Regions from separate parts of the Homo sapiens genome. Here region 2 is linked to region 1. Evidence: chromatin loops called from intact Hi-C (ENCODE). Cell type or tissue: B cell. All regions are shown on one strand. Each heading gives the region's core, and the rest is flanking DNA. Links, peaks and the distances in the headings are about the cores only.

Evidence for each region. Hi-C counts contacts between places; a loop is a spot of excess contacts. Peaks named below come from ENCODE experiments on the same cell type or tissue, not always from the same donor. Only the 100,000 strongest peaks of a DNase experiment are listed, where the experiment ranks them.
Region 2: a loop joins it to region 1, with 1.8 times the contacts of the local background. A loop is called at or near these places in 3 of 110 quality-filtered maps.

Annotation. Positions count from the first base shown.
Region 1 is chr10:74,895,719-74,904,529 of GRCh38, forward strand. All of the region lies in intron 3 of KAT6B (lysine acetyltransferase 6B), which reads left to right. Among named protein-coding and RNA genes, the nearest start is that of KAT6B, 74 kb to the left of the region's middle. In B cell, for the core only: no CTCF peak of the experiment used is centred there; a DNase peak (open chromatin) is centred at 4,831.
Region 2 is chr10:74,950,277-74,959,087 of GRCh38, forward strand. The region is part of intron 3 of KAT6B (lysine acetyltransferase 6B); the gene reads left to right. Among named protein-coding and RNA genes, the nearest start is that of SNORD172, 67 kb to the right of the region's middle. In B cell, for the core only: no CTCF peak of the experiment used is centred there; no DNase peak of the experiment used is centred there.

The DNA.
Region 1 (8,811 bases), core at 671-8,670:
TAATAAAGATGAAGTTTCACCGTGTTGGCCAGGCTGGTCTCGAACTCTTGGGATTCGAGTGCTGGGATTATAGGCATGAGCCACCATGCCTGGCCCTTAATCTTGTTCCTATCAATCTTTCCAGCTTTACCTTCCCCAGCATGACTTCCTCTTATCCCCTTCCTATGTCCAAAGATTCCCTAAAAATATTCTAGCTCTGTACCATTCCACACACTGCTTTTTTGTTGTTGTTGTTGTTGTTGTTTTTTTTTGCCTGAAATATGGGATATGTACCTTTCCCTCTTGTTTAACCTTGTTTTTCAGACTCCTTCTTTTTCTTTTCCTTTAAAGACTCAGCCCAGATGTGAAAATGTTCCAGTCAGCCAGTCAGCTGCTTTTCTCTCCTATAGCCTCTTAGGTACAGCCCAGGTTAGCACACTTGTCTGAAAGTATTGTGAGGACTTTTATAAACCCCCTCTCTCCAGGACCATATGCTGCTAGATCACCTAGCTTAGCTTTGCCTTTTTATTCCTCTTTGTCATGGGCCTACCATAATATCTAGTCCATAATATTTGTGTACTTTAGTTTTTTATTTATTTATTTATTTTTGAGATGGTGGTCTTACTCCATCACCCAGGCTGGAGTACAGTGGCACGGGATCTCGGCTCACTGCAACCCCCGCCTCCTGGGTTCAAGCTATTCTCCTGCCTTAGCCTCTGAGTAGCCGGGACTACAGGACACGCCACCACGCCCAGCTAATTTTTGTATTTTTAGTAGAGATGGGGTTTCACTATTTTGGCCAGGCTGGTCTCAAACTCCTGACCTCAAGTGATCCACCTGCCTTGGCCTCCCAAAGTGCTGGGATTACAGGCATGAGCCACAACACCCGGCCTATTTGTGTACTTTAAACGATTATGGGTAGAAAGAAAGAGCAAATGCCTTTTTAGAAATAAGATAACAGAACTTTTTACCAATTGTGCTTCCAAATATGCTTTCTCTTCTAATTTTATCTGCTAAGATTTTGGCAGCTAATTGTAGATTTTATGAACTTACATTGGGTTGCCTTTGTCTTCTGTTATAAAAGCAATAATTAGAGGAAATGATCCTTTTGAGAGGTTGTTTAATGAATTCTGCTTGTTTTAAATGTGCTGCTTTAAATCTTATTTCACGTAAACTGTACTAATGCCCAAATTATCTCACCCTAGATCAGCATTGAACCAAAGTATTATGATGATTAATTTCCTTCTGTTAAATCCCTTATAGTCTTTTCTTTGGTGTGTGTGTGGGGTCAACAATCAAAGAAAGAATTTATTGACTTTACATTTAATATGGTTTACTCTACTTGATTATATTGTTCAAGTGTGAATTTGTGTATGGTATAAGATTATGCCATACTGGGATTCTATTTTCTGTTAAACAAATAGCTTTGTGTTTTATTAACTGCCAGTGTTTAAATTTAATGGTTTAAGATTTCAGAGAGCCCTTTTTGTAAGTATTTGAAAGTTTTTATTATAATCCTGAGCCTAACCTTCTTCTGGTTTCACTGCATCCTTCTCCAGCCTTGAAACAAGCCCTGGCACAGACGCAAATCCTGGCGTGCACCACCTCTTCCTCTCCCCCGCTCCCCACTCTAACATGACAAGAAGTGTCTGTCCCAGAAGTAATCTGATTGTGCACCTAGAGTACCTGTTTTCTGCCTGGGGAAGAATGCACACTGCTGGACCTAGAGCGGTGGCAAAAGTGCCCTCTCCACTGTGGGGGCCACAGTGGTAGGCACAACCCTTATCCCTCAGCCCCATTAGTTAATTAAGTCATTTTACCTGCATTAAACTTTACGGGCAGAGAAAATTCAGTAAGTCACCACTACCAGGTGACTTTCTTTTTTATGTTACCCCCTAGCAAGGCATGTAGTTTGCATCCTACAGAATATAAAAGATGGGGCCAGCATCTATTCTGTGTCTTAGCAGTGAACTTCATCCAATAGATACTTGATTTTTAAATACTTTCACCTTGTGTCATGATTAAATCACTAAACAGGAAGTTTCAGCTTTTCTTTAAAGAAGTACATCCTATTAAAAATTTAAATGTCTTCATAACTGCTTACGCTCAGTAAATGAACACTAGGAATCTATAAACAGGAATCTATGGCTCTAAAAATTGAAATTTTGGGGGCTGTTTCATTCTTTAGAACTTGAAAACGCCATAGGCAATTAGCTATAATTCATTTGCAGATTATTTTTGCCATGTTAAATTAGGAATTTTAGCCATAGCAAGCATAACAGACAAGCACACTTTTAAATTATTTTGTTCAGCAAAACACCATAGGCCCTTATATGTGTTTGCTGGAATTTTTCTTTGTCAACAATAAATCTATATGTTTCTTTAGTTAAAAAAAAAACAGCAACAAAGTGTTTATTGTAGAATGTTTACTTTTTAAACAAACGTGAAAGGCATTGGTACAAAAAGGGAAAAGCACCTAGGATTTGGATCCTCAGTGGGTCCAGGAGTACAGCTTCCTTGTTCTGCAGTTACTGGAGGCAGTGTGGTGAGGGGAAGGATGTGGGCTTTGGACTGAGCTGCTGCTTCTACCTGTGCTATGACTTTGCACAAGTTAGGAGTAGCCTTTTTGAGCTTTGTTTTCTCCTTAGAAGATGACTAAGATCATGTTTGCACATAGCACATGACACAAACTCATGATACTGGTTTTGTTTTTTCTAACATTGTCTCAGTGGGTCTTCACTGCCTTCTTTCTACAATTTTTTTTTTTTAAGGGAATAGGGTCTTACTCTGTTGCTCAAGGCTGGAGCGCAGTGGCTGATCATTGCTCACCATAGCCTCAAATTCCTATTCACTGCCCTCTTATATAGTGGATAATGTGGGCGTTAGTCTCATGCAGTTAAGAGAACAGGTTCAAAAGAAGTTTTGAACTGTCTGTTTTATTTTCACAAGGCCAGTCAGTGACAGAGAAAGAACTTCCACTTGGGTGTCCTGGCTCTGTGTCCCATGGTTTTCCTACTGAAATACTATTACTGTGCTATAGCAGAAGAAAGAAGGCTAAGACAGTTCTGTGCTTACAGTCACCTTCAGTTTCAAATGTAATCATATCCTGGGGGAGGGGAAATGAAACTTTGAGTTTCATCTCCCAAATCATTCCTTTATTTAGAATCAACCGGCTGGGCACGGTGGCTCATTCCTGTAATCCTAGCACTCTGGGAGGCTGAGGTGGGTGGATCACTTGAGGTCAGGAGTTCAAAACCAGCCTGGCCAACATGGTGAAACCCCCGTCTGTACTAAAAATACAAAAAAAAAAAAAAATAGCCGAGCATGGTGGCAGGCACCTGTAATCTCAGCTACTTGGGAGGCTGAGGCAAGAAAGTTGCTTGAACCCAAGAGGCGGAGGTTGCAGTGAGCTGAGATTGCGCCACTGCACTCCAGCCTGGGTGACAGAGCAGTACTCCATCTCAAAAAAAAAAAATAGTATCAATGAATTCAAAGAAATAAAATGTTTTTCATGTACTCATGGAAACAACTATTTCTAAAATTCTAAATGAATTATTATTATTATTATTATTATTATTATTATTATTATTATTTGAGACGGAGTTTCTTTCTTGTCAGTCAGGCTAGAATGCAATGGCGCGATCTCGGCTCATGCAACTTCTGCCTCTTGGGTTCAAGGGATTCTCCTGCCTCACCCTCCCCAGTAGCTGGGATTACAGGCGCCTGCCACCATGCCTGGCTAATTTTGTATATTTTTAGTAGAGATGGGGTTTCACCACGTTGGCCAGGCTGGTCTCGAACTCCTGACCTCTGGTGATCCACCCACCTTAGCCTGTCAAAGTGCTGGGATTACAGGCATGAGCCACCGCGCCCGACCTCTAAATGAATTTTTAAAACTCCAGCATCTCACAAATGGTTCTTGAATAATTTTTCCTTAGCCTGCAGTGTTTAAGTTGGGTTTTGAAGGTTTTGTTACTCAATAGTCACCCTTTTTTGGGTGTAAGTTTGTCCTCTACTCCTGAGTAAGTAAGTGACCTTAGGGCAGTATTACCATGAAACAGATCTCACAAATAACATTGATACCAACATCATTATTTTTGGTCAAATGTTAAATAGTTAAAATTTGTCATCCTAGTCTATATTGAACTAATTTGAAATACCTTATATTTAAGCAAACTTTATTGTTTTTAACATAGCAAAACAATTAATAAAACTTTAAATCAATTACACATGAAACAGTAAGAAAGCAGTGCAAGATTAAAATCTCTAGGTAAGTGTTCTATAGTGTATAAGTAAGTTCTGTAGAACTTCAGAAAAAAGAGAGGTCAGTAGGATTCTTAGAGCAAAGTGTGATTTTATCTGTACTTTGGGTCAGAATAACTTTTCTGATTTTTTTTATTACTAACATACCTAAACACAGATAATGTTAACATTAATTAAGTGACCTTAGGGCAGTATCACAATGAAACATCTCACAAGTAACATTGATACTAACACAATTATTTTTAGTCAAATGTTAAATATTTAAAATTTGTCATCCTTGTCTATATTGAACTAATTTAAAATATCTTATTGAAATATATTATTAATTAATTCATATCAGACTTAGCTAGAGACACCTAATGTTCAAAACAGAAAGTAGAGGTGGATTGGGCCCAGTTGGCTCCAGTTGCTCAGAGGATGTGGTCAGTGCTGTTTTTGTACATCTTGAGCTCTGCTCACTCTGTCTGCGAGTAGGTTTTGCGTTTTGCTTGTTGGCTGTCTTGTTGGGGGTGGGAAAATGGCTGCCCATACCTTCTGCCAGGTGGGCAACCCCAAAGACTTTTCTTTTCCAGCGCACGTGTAGGAGCAGCCTGTTGGAGGCATGTGCCCATGCTTTAGACTGTCACCCAGGTCATGAGGACTGTGGTTTGAAGAGTGTGCTCACTCAACTGGCTAGGGGGTGAGGGCACTGTGTTTGACAACTGTCAAGGACTAGCGAGGTTCCCAGATGAAAGGGGGTGATATACCAGAAGAAGAGGCATGGGTGGGAAATGTGCATAGCAGTCCCAGCCAATAGCTATCACTGCCTACCACATAGTGCTACAAAACAGCGTAAGAATTATTCATTGAGTGCAAATGTTGGGGGAGTGGGGGTTAAACAGAGACCTATTCTAAGTGATTCTTGACTGTTTGTCCAGGTGTCATTCCTTGTTATAGGAGTTTTAAAAGCAGAAAATTCTCAACTGCTCATTCACCTAATACTCCATGAAAGTATATATTCTTGAGTGTCCTAAGTGTGTGTCCTTTGAAATGTTTATATATATAAAAGATATTTTAAGTATAAAATCTTAAATATCTTTTACACTTAAAATATCTTTTATATTTTATATTTGTGCTTTTATAAGTTAAAAAATGTGATCACCATGACCCTCTACTTGGATGTGACAACCCTCCATTTTATAAAATAATTACCGTTGAATCAAAATTTTTGCTCAACGTATGCTATCCAGTTACCTGTCAAAGCCAACTGAATGAATGATGAAAAGGTTCAGATCAAAAGCAACTGGCTTAACTTCACGGAGGTTTTCATGCTTTAATTTAAAATGTGTCTATGTCTAACTGATTATCTCTCACATTTTATAAAGAAATATTGACGTTCTGTAAAGTATGTAGTGACCTCACTTCTGGCTGTGTGGGCAGGTTTCACTGCAGGCCTCTGAAGCATTGATATTCCTGTAACCTTTGAGGCAAGATGTGTGTGTAGTGTATTAATGAGCTGATTGAAGTGATGTACAGTAATTTCATCCTTGGGTAAAAACAGATGTGAAAGATTCTGTTTTAATATTTAATCAGCCTCCAAGCCTCTGTTGGCTTGTTTAAGTTGACCTGACAGCATTATACCTGGAAACACTTTGAATTAAACTCTGAGTGCTTGACCTTGTTCAAACAGTTGTAATTTAATAAGGCTGCTGTCTTGGTGGAGATAGTGTCGCTAATAGGCAAATCCTCTTCTGACTGGGATTGTTCTGTTTGTGAGTGCTGGGGTTGGAGAGATTCAGAGATTCTCATCAGTTTGTGGGGAGGAACTGGGATTTGAAGAAGTAAAAACAAATCTAAATTAAGAAAGTGTCTTTTAGAAGATCTTTAAAAACTTTTATTTTAATTTTTAGACATATAGAAGTAATGTTTTTAATGTCATTTTGATTAGGCTCATTTTGGTTGAAAGGAATGGAAAATCATTTGTTAAAAAGAGAGCTGGAAACTTGTCAGAAATCAAAGAAGTGCTAGGAGGACTGCATACTCACTCTGGCTCTCCTTGTCCTCCTGTCCACCCATCCCTCCACCCACCCATCCGTCCCTGCTTTTCTCTGTCTCTGTCTTGGGCGTCCTCTGCACGATAGCCTGTCTGCTCTCTCCTTTCTTCTGTTGGCTCCCTCAATCTCTGTTTCGTGTACTTCTCTCTAGCCCATAGCTCCTCTTTACTAATCATTTCTGTTCTCTCATGCCATCAGTTTGCAGGGGCTCTTGGTAGTTTCAGCTCTCTTGTATCCTTTCAGCTCTAAGTCTTGCTGTCAACAAGTTTGTTTCCTTGTTCACGTTCCAGTTAGCTGGGTCTGAATGGCTCTCCTGATCTTTTTTGTGCCATATCCAAATTGCCCATGCTTTCCAAAGCAGGGGGAGCTGTGGACAAGACAGTTTTTGGCTTGAAGGAAAGATTAGTTGGGGCAAATACCATGATTTGCCCAATATAAATGCGTGTAGATATATATTTTCTGGTTCTAAGAGTACCATATGCTTACTGGGGAAAAATGAGAAAATTTAAAAAACTAATAAAAATACAGTTAAAATCTCCTGTAAACCGACTATTCAAATAGCTAAACTACTTTGGTGTATTTCCTCTGATTTTTTTTGCTTGTTTATACATAAACATAATATACACAGTAAACATCCCAAAATTTTAGAATCATAGTGGTAACATTTTAAAGATCTTCATATCTACTTGTTACCAGTGGCATCTGTAGGAATACTCTGGCTGTCAGGCCTACGTTAAAAACTGTGGTAATTTGGTGTGAATCTTTTATTAATTCTTTCCTTTTGACTAATATTAAGTGTGGCATCATTAATCATGTTATATTATCTTCACTTTGGCTTGCATTACTTATCAACTCCTTTGAGAAGAGTTAATATTATTTTCATATTTCACAGTACTTGACATATTGTCTCATACTTAGTAGATGTTCAGTATTTGGTCTATAGTTTCTGCTTAATTTTTATGAAACTTGATTTCTGTGAGTGGGCAAAATACATTCATAAGGTTCCAGCTCAGAAGAAGGAAAAAGTAACAATGTATAGCACTAAGAATATTGGAAAACAACGGGGAAATATGCTAATTGCTTTTAAACGAACAGGGATTTTGGCAGTATTGTGGTATATGAAGGGTCTCCTGTAGGAAGCTGACTGGCTCTTCTCTTTTAGGAGCCCTCCCAGGGTGGCATTCATTACCTTGTCGGATTGCCATGGTCCAGTGTGGGTAGCAGAATCCTGAGAGACCCCCAGTGACCCTGCCCTTTGTATTATATCTTCCCCTTTGAGTATAGGTGGAACCTATGCATGTTTGAGATATCACCCATGATTCTACTACCTTGCTTGGCAGAGGGAGACTATCCAGGTGGGCTGATCTAATCACACAAGCCCCTTAGAAACCATATTCTCCAGCAGGTGGGAAGAAAGAGTGATCTGAAGCATGAATAGGATTTGATGTTGACTGCGAAGATGAAAGGGACCATGTGCCAAGCAATGTGGGTAGCTTCTAGAAACTGAGCATGGTCCCCAGCTGGCAGCCAGCAAAGAAACAGGGACCTCAGTCCTACAACCGCTAGGAACCGAATTATTCTAACAACCTAAACGAGCTTGGAGGTGAATTTTTCCTAAGAGCTCATGGATAAGAGCAGAGTCTGGCTGACACCTTGATTTTGGCTCTGTGAGACCCTAAGCAGAGAACCCAGCTGAGCCTGACTGGATTTCTGACCCACTCAGCTGTGAGCTCATGAATGGGTGTTGTTTTAAGCCACTGTTTGTGGCAGTAAGACTAATATAGTCCAGGGTCTGGCTAATTCTTAGCTTTGTCAGATTTTAACTTGATTTTCTGTGGATATCAAGGGTGGAGCTGTCTCTCAGGGGTAGACTTACAGGAGCCTAGCTGAAGAAACTGGTGTATGGAATCAGGAGGCCAGCATATTTATTTGTTTATTTACCTGAAAAGTAAATGTTCCAGGGACTGAGATACTCCATGTGGATGGTCAGTACATTATCTCCCTTAAGGCAGACCTGTGTAGGAGGCCAGGTGTGTATTAGTGAGCATGGCATCCAAACCATGAGTTAGATGAGCACAGTTTCCATGGCATCAAACACCTGTCTCACAACAAGGATGGCCTTCTCTATGTCTGGACAATGTTTAGATGGGTACTGCCAGCTTCTCTGGAGACTCACTGTATTAGTTTTCAATTACAGTGTAACACATAACCACAAGTTAGCAGCTTAAAACAATGAAAGTATATTATCTCACAGTTTCTATGAGTCCAGGCACAGGTAACTGGGTCCCCTGCTCAAGGACTCACCAGGCTGAAATCAAAATGTCAGCAGGGATGTGGTCTCATAAGCTCACTGGTTGTTGGTGGAATTCAGTGCCTTATGGTTGTAAGACTGAGGTCCTCTTCTCCCAGAGGCTGCCCTGCCACATGGCCCTCTCTACAATGTAGCATTTTGCTTCTTCAAGGTCAGCTGGAAAATCTCCCACACACTTTTGGTCTTTACAATCTCTGACCCCCTTTAAAAGCCTAGCCCTGTGTA
Region 2 (8,811 bases), core at 472-8,471, 54 kb after region 1:
ATGGCGATAGACTTGTCGTAAACAGAGTTCTGTTCTACCCCGAAGGATGTGAAGTAGACCCAGGGCTGCTCTGAGGGAGTGCTGGGCATGAACCTCCCTGCAGAGGAATGGCTGTCCTGACCACAGTTACTGTTACTGCAGATGCAGACGGGAACAAAATAACGCTCTGGAAAAAAAATAAGATGATTTAGATCATCACAGGAAATCCCTACTTTTAGAGTTAGTGTGTTTCCGAAGACCATATCTGAAGCAGATTGCTGTGAGGGAAAATCCTGAGTGTGCATGATCTCTATCCTAATTAGGAGCAAACTTGATCTGTTCCGACAGACATCAGTTGCATAAGTGGGTTAAGTGGCAAGAAATAAAGTCTAGTTCTTTATTAGGTAAGTGTCAAATAGAGTTCTGAAGTAGCAAACAAAAAAACCTTAGTAACAACAGGAAGCAGTTTTCAGCCTTTGTTGCAGTGCCATCAGTTGTGAAGTTTGTGGACAATAATTCATTACCAGTAATAAGGCACCAAAATTTGTAAAATATTTTTCTTTTAAAAATAGACCATAACAGGCCAGACATGGTAGCTCATTCCTGTAATTCCAGCACCAGCCGAGGCAGGTGGATCACTTGAGCCCAGGCGTTCGAGATCAGCCTGGGCAACATGGTGAAACCTCATCTCTACCAAAAATAAAAAAAAAATTAGCCAGTCTCAAAAGCTTGTCTCAAAATAAATTGAATAGATTGAAATGAAAATTAAATTTAAAAAGACTAAACCGATACATAGTCTTGTTATAATTTTGTTACCATTGCAGTGTATTCATTTTACTTGGCTTCCTTCTTTTTCTTTTTTTTTTTTTAATTTTTAATTTTTGTTTCTTTTGAGACAGAATCTTGCTCTGTTGCCCAGGCTGGAGTGCAGTGGCATGATCTTGGCTTGCTGCAACCTCCCTCTCCCGGGTTCAAGTGATTCTACTGCCTCAGCCTCCAGAGTAGCTGGGACTACAGGTGCGCACCACCATGCCCAGCTCATTTTTGTATTTTTTAAGTAGAGACGGGGTTTCACCATGTTGGCCAGGCTGGTCTAGAACTCTTGGCCTCAAATGATCTGCCTGCCTTGTCCTCCCAAAGTGCTGGGATTATAGGTGTGAGCCACCACGCCCAGCGACCCTTTTTTTTTTTCTTTTAATAACCTTGTATTCTTTGTAGAGATGGAAAGAAATAGCGGGACTGGGGAGGGGGAGTGCCACCACAACTAGGTGCTGGCAACTGGTCATGCTCCAAATCTGTCTTATATAGTGACTATTACAACCTATAGTGACTATTACTAAGCAAGCCCTAATAGTGAATACTGGGCAGATAATTTTCCTCCCAACTGATTTTAAAATTTTGGTCCCGTCTTGTCAGTTTATGCCCAGGGAAGTATATAGCAAACATAAATGTCGTTTATTATGTGTGTCAGAGTAAAAAAGGTTTCAGATTAGACAATGGTGGAACCCACCTTGCCATTGATGGTTTCTTTACATGTCGTGTTTGTGGTCATTGAGGATATACATGAAAATAAAAGACAGTTGACAATATTTTGGGACCTGTGAATTGGAGAAACCAGTTCCCAACTTCAGAGCAGTTTATTCATTTGTTTATTCATTTATTCAATAGATACACTTTTGAAGCTGGGGCTACAGCAATGAACAGTCTCTGCCATCATGATGGAACTTATGGTTTAGTAAGGGAAACAGACAAATAAATGATATGCAATATTTCAGATAATGGTCAGTGCAATGAAGAAAAATAAAGCCAAGGTATGGAGCCGAGCACAGTGGCTCACATCTGTAATCCCAGCACTTTGGGAGGCCGAGGTGGGTGGATTGCTTGAGCTTAGGAGTTCGAGATGGCCTGGGAAATGTTGCGAGACCCCCATCTCTATGAAAAGTTAAAAAATTAGCTGGGCGTGGTAGTGCGCCAGTATAGTCCCAGCTACTTGGGAGGCTGAGGCGGGAGGATCACTTGAGCCCCTGGAGATCGAGCTGGAGTGAGCTTTGATCACGCCCCCGCTCTCCATCCTGGGTGACAAAGTGAGTGGTGTCTCCTAAAAAAAAAAGGTATGGAGATTCTGGAGTGGTGCCAGTGGAGTACAGTTTCAGAGAGGGATGGTCAGGGACAGCCTTTCTGCTGAGGTATATCAAGCTCCAAGTGAAAGGAGGGACAAACCATGGGGAAAGCCAGAGAGTGAAGGGCTTGGCATCAGCAGGCTGGAAGTTCCTCCATCTCACTAGTTAGGTGACCTTAGAGAGGTGGCCTTGTAGCATGGCATTCGTATTTGGGACTTGGGAAAAGCATTGTGGTAAACAGCAAAGCATTACCTAAACTTCACATTTCAGTACAGTGTAACAAGGGAGAGCAAACTAAAGAGACACAGAAGAGTCTTTTTTTTTTTTTAAGATGGAGTTTCATTCTTGTTGCCCAGGCTGGAGTATAATGGCGCGGTCTTGGCTCACTGCAACCTCCGCCTCCCGGGTTCAAGTGATTCTTCTGCCTCAGCCTCCTGAGTAGCTGGGATTACAGGCACCATGCCTGGCTAATTTTTTTTTTTTTTTTTTTTTTTTTGTATTTTTAGTAGAGCCGAGGTTTCACCATGTTGGCCAGGCTGGTCTCGAACTCCTGACCTCAGGTGATCTGCCCACCTCGGCCTCCCAAAGTGTGGGGATTACAAGCGTAAGCCACCGTGCCCAGCCAGTATTCATCTTTGCTTGCTTTTGTAGTATTATTCATTTAAGATTTTGTATTTGTTTATGCTTTTCTTTCTCCAACATCTTTTTCTTTTCATTTAGTTTGAGTTTTCCTTTTATTAAATAGTTGCAGGCCTTTTGGCTCTCAGTGGAGGCATTTTCTACTCTGTTCCTGTACTCCCTGATTAATTCATTCTTTAAAAAAATCCTCTAAGATTAATATTCATCATGGGGGCTCAGAAAATGAAAGTCTTTTATAGAGTAATTCTAAACTCCAGAATAATTCATTTGTTCTGATGCTTATTAAGGACTTGAAGTTGTTTGTTTGCTCTTTCTGTTTTTATAGCCAAATAAAATTTTGCAATACTCATAATAATATTTGAGTAGAACTTTGTAGTTTACAAAATACTTTCCACACTCACTCACATTTGAACTTTAACAACCCGAGAGCTAGACAACACAGACACTATTGTGCACTTTTACAGATGAGGAAACCTGAGGCTTAGAGAGCAGCGTTTAAATCTGGGTCTTTCTGTGGTGCAAATATGAACATATGAATGAAAAATGCTGAACTGTTTTGTTTTTAACACTTGGGATTACTAAAATGGTATGTTTTTTTAAGCAGTCTCATGAAAGATGTAGATGACTTAAGAAGTATGGATCTATAGGGGATTATGGAGAGAGAGGGTTATATGTCCCTGATCATTGTGAACAGATACCATGGAAATGGCTTACAAAACCCCTTTTTGTGTCATTGTCAGGAGGAGGATATGAATCTAAATACTCCTGGCTCTGATTTTGTGCAGGAATTTTCATTTATTTTTGTCCAGTTACTTAGACTAAGGCTAACAAATATATAGTTTCCTTCTGGGCAGAAACAGAAGTAATCACAAAGTAAAATAAAGCTTCTTAAAAATGCATTGTCCTAGATTTAAAGAATGTTTCCTTAGAAAATGCTATCTTATTTTGAGATCAAAGGTCTTGAAGACTCTTAAAATTTCTAAAGTATTATAGAATCAATAAAAATTAGAACTGGGAAAGTCCTTAGAGATTAACTCTAGAACCGTTAAAATATTTGATCTGGAAGGAACCTTTGAAGAGTCCCAGATCCCCAAATTGTGTGAGGTGAAATTGTATACTGTTGTGTCCTCAGCATCCTGATGGGGCCCATCCAGTCTCTCCATGGCCTCTTGATTATAGGGGCCTCTTATTGCCTCAAGAATAATCCATTCCACAAATACTGTATGATTTCACTTATATGCGATAGCTAGAATAATCAAATGCATAGAGACAGAAAGTAGAATGGTGTTTTCCTGGGCTGGGGGAAGAGAATATGGGAAATTATTGTTTAATGGATACAGAGTTTCAGTTTTGCAAGTTGAAAAGAGTTCTGGAGATAAATGGTGGTAATGGTTGCACAGTATTGTGAACTTACTTAATGCCATTTGAACCACAATTAAAAAAATAAAAACTAAGCAAATGAAGCGGAAAAAAAAAAGAATCCATTCCATTGCTGGACAGCTGTTGGAAAGGCTCTCTATGATGACTCCTATTGGTGTAAGTTTTGTACTCTGTAACCACAAGAACGAATCTAACCCTTTCACCTGGATGAAGACACCCAGCGAGTCCACCCCAGTCTTTTAAAGCTAAGTAGCCTTTGTTCCTTCACTAGGTCATAATATTTTGTTTTGTTTTGCTTATACTTTGTTTGAATCATGATCAAGATATGGTTCACACATTGTGATTGGCTGATACGCCCTTTAAATGTCTATTAATCTAGCGATTCTTCTGTATCTATTTTTTGCTCGCCTATTCACTTGGTCTCCTGTTTAATTTGTTGAAGAAACTGGGCCATTTTTTCCGTAGTGTTTTGGTACTAGCATCTCCCCGCTCTATAGATTAACATATTCCTCTGTCCTCTGTATTTCCTCTGAGTCGGTAATGGGCTTGAGAGACCTTGATTTATAAATGTTTGTAGTCCAACTACTGTCATCCTTTGGCATCTGTGGGGGATTGGGTACAGGACCCCTCCCTCACCCCTCTACCACCACTGATACCAAATTCCATGGATGCTCAAGTCCCTTATGTAAAATGGTGCAGTATTTGTGTATAACCTATGTACATTCTCCCATATACTTTAAATCATTTCTAGATTACTTACAATAACTAATACAATATAAATGCTATGTGAATCATTCTATTGTCTAGGGGATAATGAGAAGAAAAAAACATATATGTTCAGTACAGACAAAACCATCCTTTTTCTTTTCAAATATTTTGCATTCATGGTTGGTTGAATCCACGGATATTAATCCCGCAGATATAGAGGGCCTACTGAAAATAATGATTCAGTTTAGATCTTTTTTGAGAGTAAAGGGACACAATTTTATCCCCCCCCCCCCAACTTTTTGTTTGGAAAAGTTGTAAAGATGAGGAAAAATTATAGAATGAACACCCATATGCCTTTTACATAGAATAATGTAATGAACACCTATATGCCTTTTACATAGACTCCCCAACTGTTAACATTGTGTCATGTTTACTCTCTCTCTCTGTGCACATTAACATACGAACACCCTTAGGTTTGTTTTTTTCTGAATCATTGGAGAGTAAGTTACTCTCCAATCATAACACTTTACTCCTAAATTTCAACATAAAGACATCATAACACTTTACTCCTATATTTCAACATATATCTGCTAAAAACGAAGATATTCTCCTACATAATCAGAATTATGTTCACTCAAGAAATTTATATTATATCTAGTTTATATATTGCCTAATTCTGAGTATACATTACCCTAATTATCCCAATAATATCCTTCATAGCTGTGGATATTTTGTAAAAGTCCAGAATCCAACCACGGATCACAGATTATATTTATATTTAGTTTTCATGCCTGTTTAGTCACCTTAATTGGTCCTGCCCCCTGCCTCCCTTCTTTTGAGAAACAGGGTCTTGCTCTGCCACCCAGGCTGGAGTGCAGTGGTGCAATCACGACTCATTGCAGCCTCAACTTCCTCAGCTCAAGCCGTCCTCCCACCTCAACTCCCCAAGTAGCTGGGACCACAGGCATGCGCCACCATGCCTGCCTAATTTTTTTATTTTGTAGAGCTGGGGTCTCCCCGTGTTGCCCAGGTTGGTCCTGCCCTTTTTTGGGTATTATATGACATTTTTTCAAGAGTACAGAAAAGTTGTTACAGAGAATATCCCCCAATTTGGATTTGCCTGATTGTTTCTTTATGATTGGACTCAGGATAAATGTTTCTGGCAAGAATACTATATAGGTGGTGCTCAGTCCTTTAGGATAGGCACTTGGAAGGCACATGATGTCACTTTGTCCCATACTTGTTTATAAAGTGTCCACCAGATTTCTCCATTGTAAAGGTACCTTTTCCCCATGGTAATTAATACATAATCCATGGTGTTTAGTGGTTACCTTTTTAATAGTTTTAAAAACCATATGCCATTGGTCATGGGAGAAATTGTATGGAATAGATTATGAACACATTAGTAAAGAGTTATTGCCACTGATGGAAAGATAATTTTAGACATTTGTTATTCTGAGGAATGGAGGGGAGGTAGCAAAGTAAGAAATGGGCTCTCATGAAGACAGACTTGTGTTTGAGTACAGCTCTACACCTGAACCTATGCAACCTTAAAAATGTTACTTAACTTCTTAGATGCTCAATTTCTTTTCTAAAATAGAGATAATACTCATACCGGGCAAGATTGTTAAGATGATTAAATGAGATAGTGCAGGAGCAGCCTGTAGCCTAGCAGCTGCCCCAGGGCCATTGCATGGGAGACAAGGAGATCCTTCCAGAGCACAGTTTGCTGGATGTATTCATCTTTAGACTTATTCATGAGCCTTCCTTCTTGGGATTAGTTTAAAATATTCAGGCATGTTGTTGGGAAAATGTGATCAACAGGTTAGGTGCCTTTGTGAAATTTCAAAGAAAGGAATTAAGAATTTGGAGATTTTTGGTATCATTTTCAGACATCTTAAATATAACTTACCTGTAGTAGATTTGTATAGAATCAAATTGCCATTTACTCAGACCTTTTTCTGACTGGAATCCATTTTACTTTATTATAAGGGATTTTTTTAAACACAGTTTATATGTAGTCTGATTGAGAACAGTGAATCATAATAATCCTGTGACCCATTTACATGCGTTACTGTAAAAGTTTCATTTCGTACAAGTGACAATTTTTAAAAGTTAATTAGACTTGGCTACACGGAGGTTAGCAAAAAGTGCTTTGAATTATCAATAATTCAGCAGGGCAGACATTTCTGTATAATGCAGTGGTTTTATAGAGTATTGTGAGATAGTTATCCTTAAAATAAATGGTTGTGAGCATACATCAGCATGGCGGGGTTCGCTTGAATGTAGCGTGAAGTGATAACATCTATGCTTTCTATTATTGGACAGAGCGCGGGACATCAGTCTTTCTGGCCATGAACTACTAGCAACCTTTGTCCTTTGTGTTACCTTTAGTTAAAAACGAAAAATGAGCATGAATGCTGGCTGATGGCCATGTCTCTCTCACAGCTAAAAATTCATCTGGGAAAGAAAAATGGGTTTGGAGATTTGGATTTGTTTCATTGCATGAATGATATGTGACATTCTGTAAATTATTTATCAGTGCAAGGATGACAGCAGTAGCTTGAACATTGTTATATCAAATGAAAGCAGGAATCCCGTTAGTAAGAGGACCGGGTTTTAGCTCAAATCTATCAGGGGAATGTTGTCACTTTAAAGCCAGATTGTTCTTTTAATTGCTATTTAAAGGAACAAAAGTGTTCCCAAGGTACTGCAGTTGAGCAGTTGCAAGTAATAACTATGGATCCATAATTATGCAGTGCTGATTATCTGGCATTTAAAAAACTGTGGCTACAGTCAGTGACCAATTTGTTATAGCTTGTCTCTTTTCGTTTTTCTAGTACAGAATGTTTTATAATCTACTTTTTAACTGGGGCTACAGAAATACATTTGCATAGCTACCTCAGAACGTAAAGCCTGTGCATATTATAAGAACAAATTAAGCTGAAAGTAAAGGGAAGATAATGAATGCCCTTGTAAGATGAGATTTGCAGTCATATTAAACAATTTGTGAATGTTTGGTCATGAGATGGTTTTTTGTTTTTGATGACATGTTGTCCCAAGGAACTAAGGCATTTGTTGGAATCATTATAACCATTGATTTTTTTTGTTCTTAACTAGCATATATTTCCTTCATGTATTCAGTTAGCAGATATATTTTGAGTGCCTACTATGCACCAGGAAATGCATTAGGCATTTGGGCTAGAGTGGCTGAACAAATGAAGTTTATTCTATGCTGATGTATATTTAGAGAGTTAGACCTAGCAAAATCTTGTTTTTAATTTACATTTAAAAACATTTGTGATTATGTTGGGTGTTCTTGCTCTGAATTTTTGATTCATGAGATTCAAATATAGAGACATCATAGTAACATTCAGATGGCTAGCAGACAACATGTGTGAAGGCTTGGAATATGCGGTAAAATTACAGTTTTCGTAGTTTTGGCTGTTGAAAATAATGTGACCAGATCTGTAGGCACTGTCAGCTATTCCTATGGATGGGAATACTAGCATTGCTGATAGTAGTAAATAACAATGGAAATACTAAAATGTATGTAGATTTATACATTGTTAAAAGCAATTTTCATACGAGAGTTAAAGGGTGCTAGGGGACTAGACAAATGTTTTGTTGTTTCTTATATAAAGTGGGAATGTCAGGCCGGGCTCGGTGGCTCACGCCTGTAATCCCAGCACTTTGGGAGGCTGAGGCGGGCGGATCATGAGGTCAGAAGATCGAGACCATCCTGACCAACATGGTGAAACCCCATCTCTACTAAAAATATAAAAATTAGCCGGGTTTGGTGGCACGCGCCTGTAGTCCCAGCTACTCAGGAGGCCGAGGCAAGAGAATCACTTGAACCTGGGAGGCAGAGGTTGCAGTGAGCCAAGATCACACCATTGCACTCCAGGCTGGCGACAGAGTGAGACTCTGTCTATAAATAAATAAATAAATAAATAAATAAATAAATAAGGTGAGAATGTCAGAG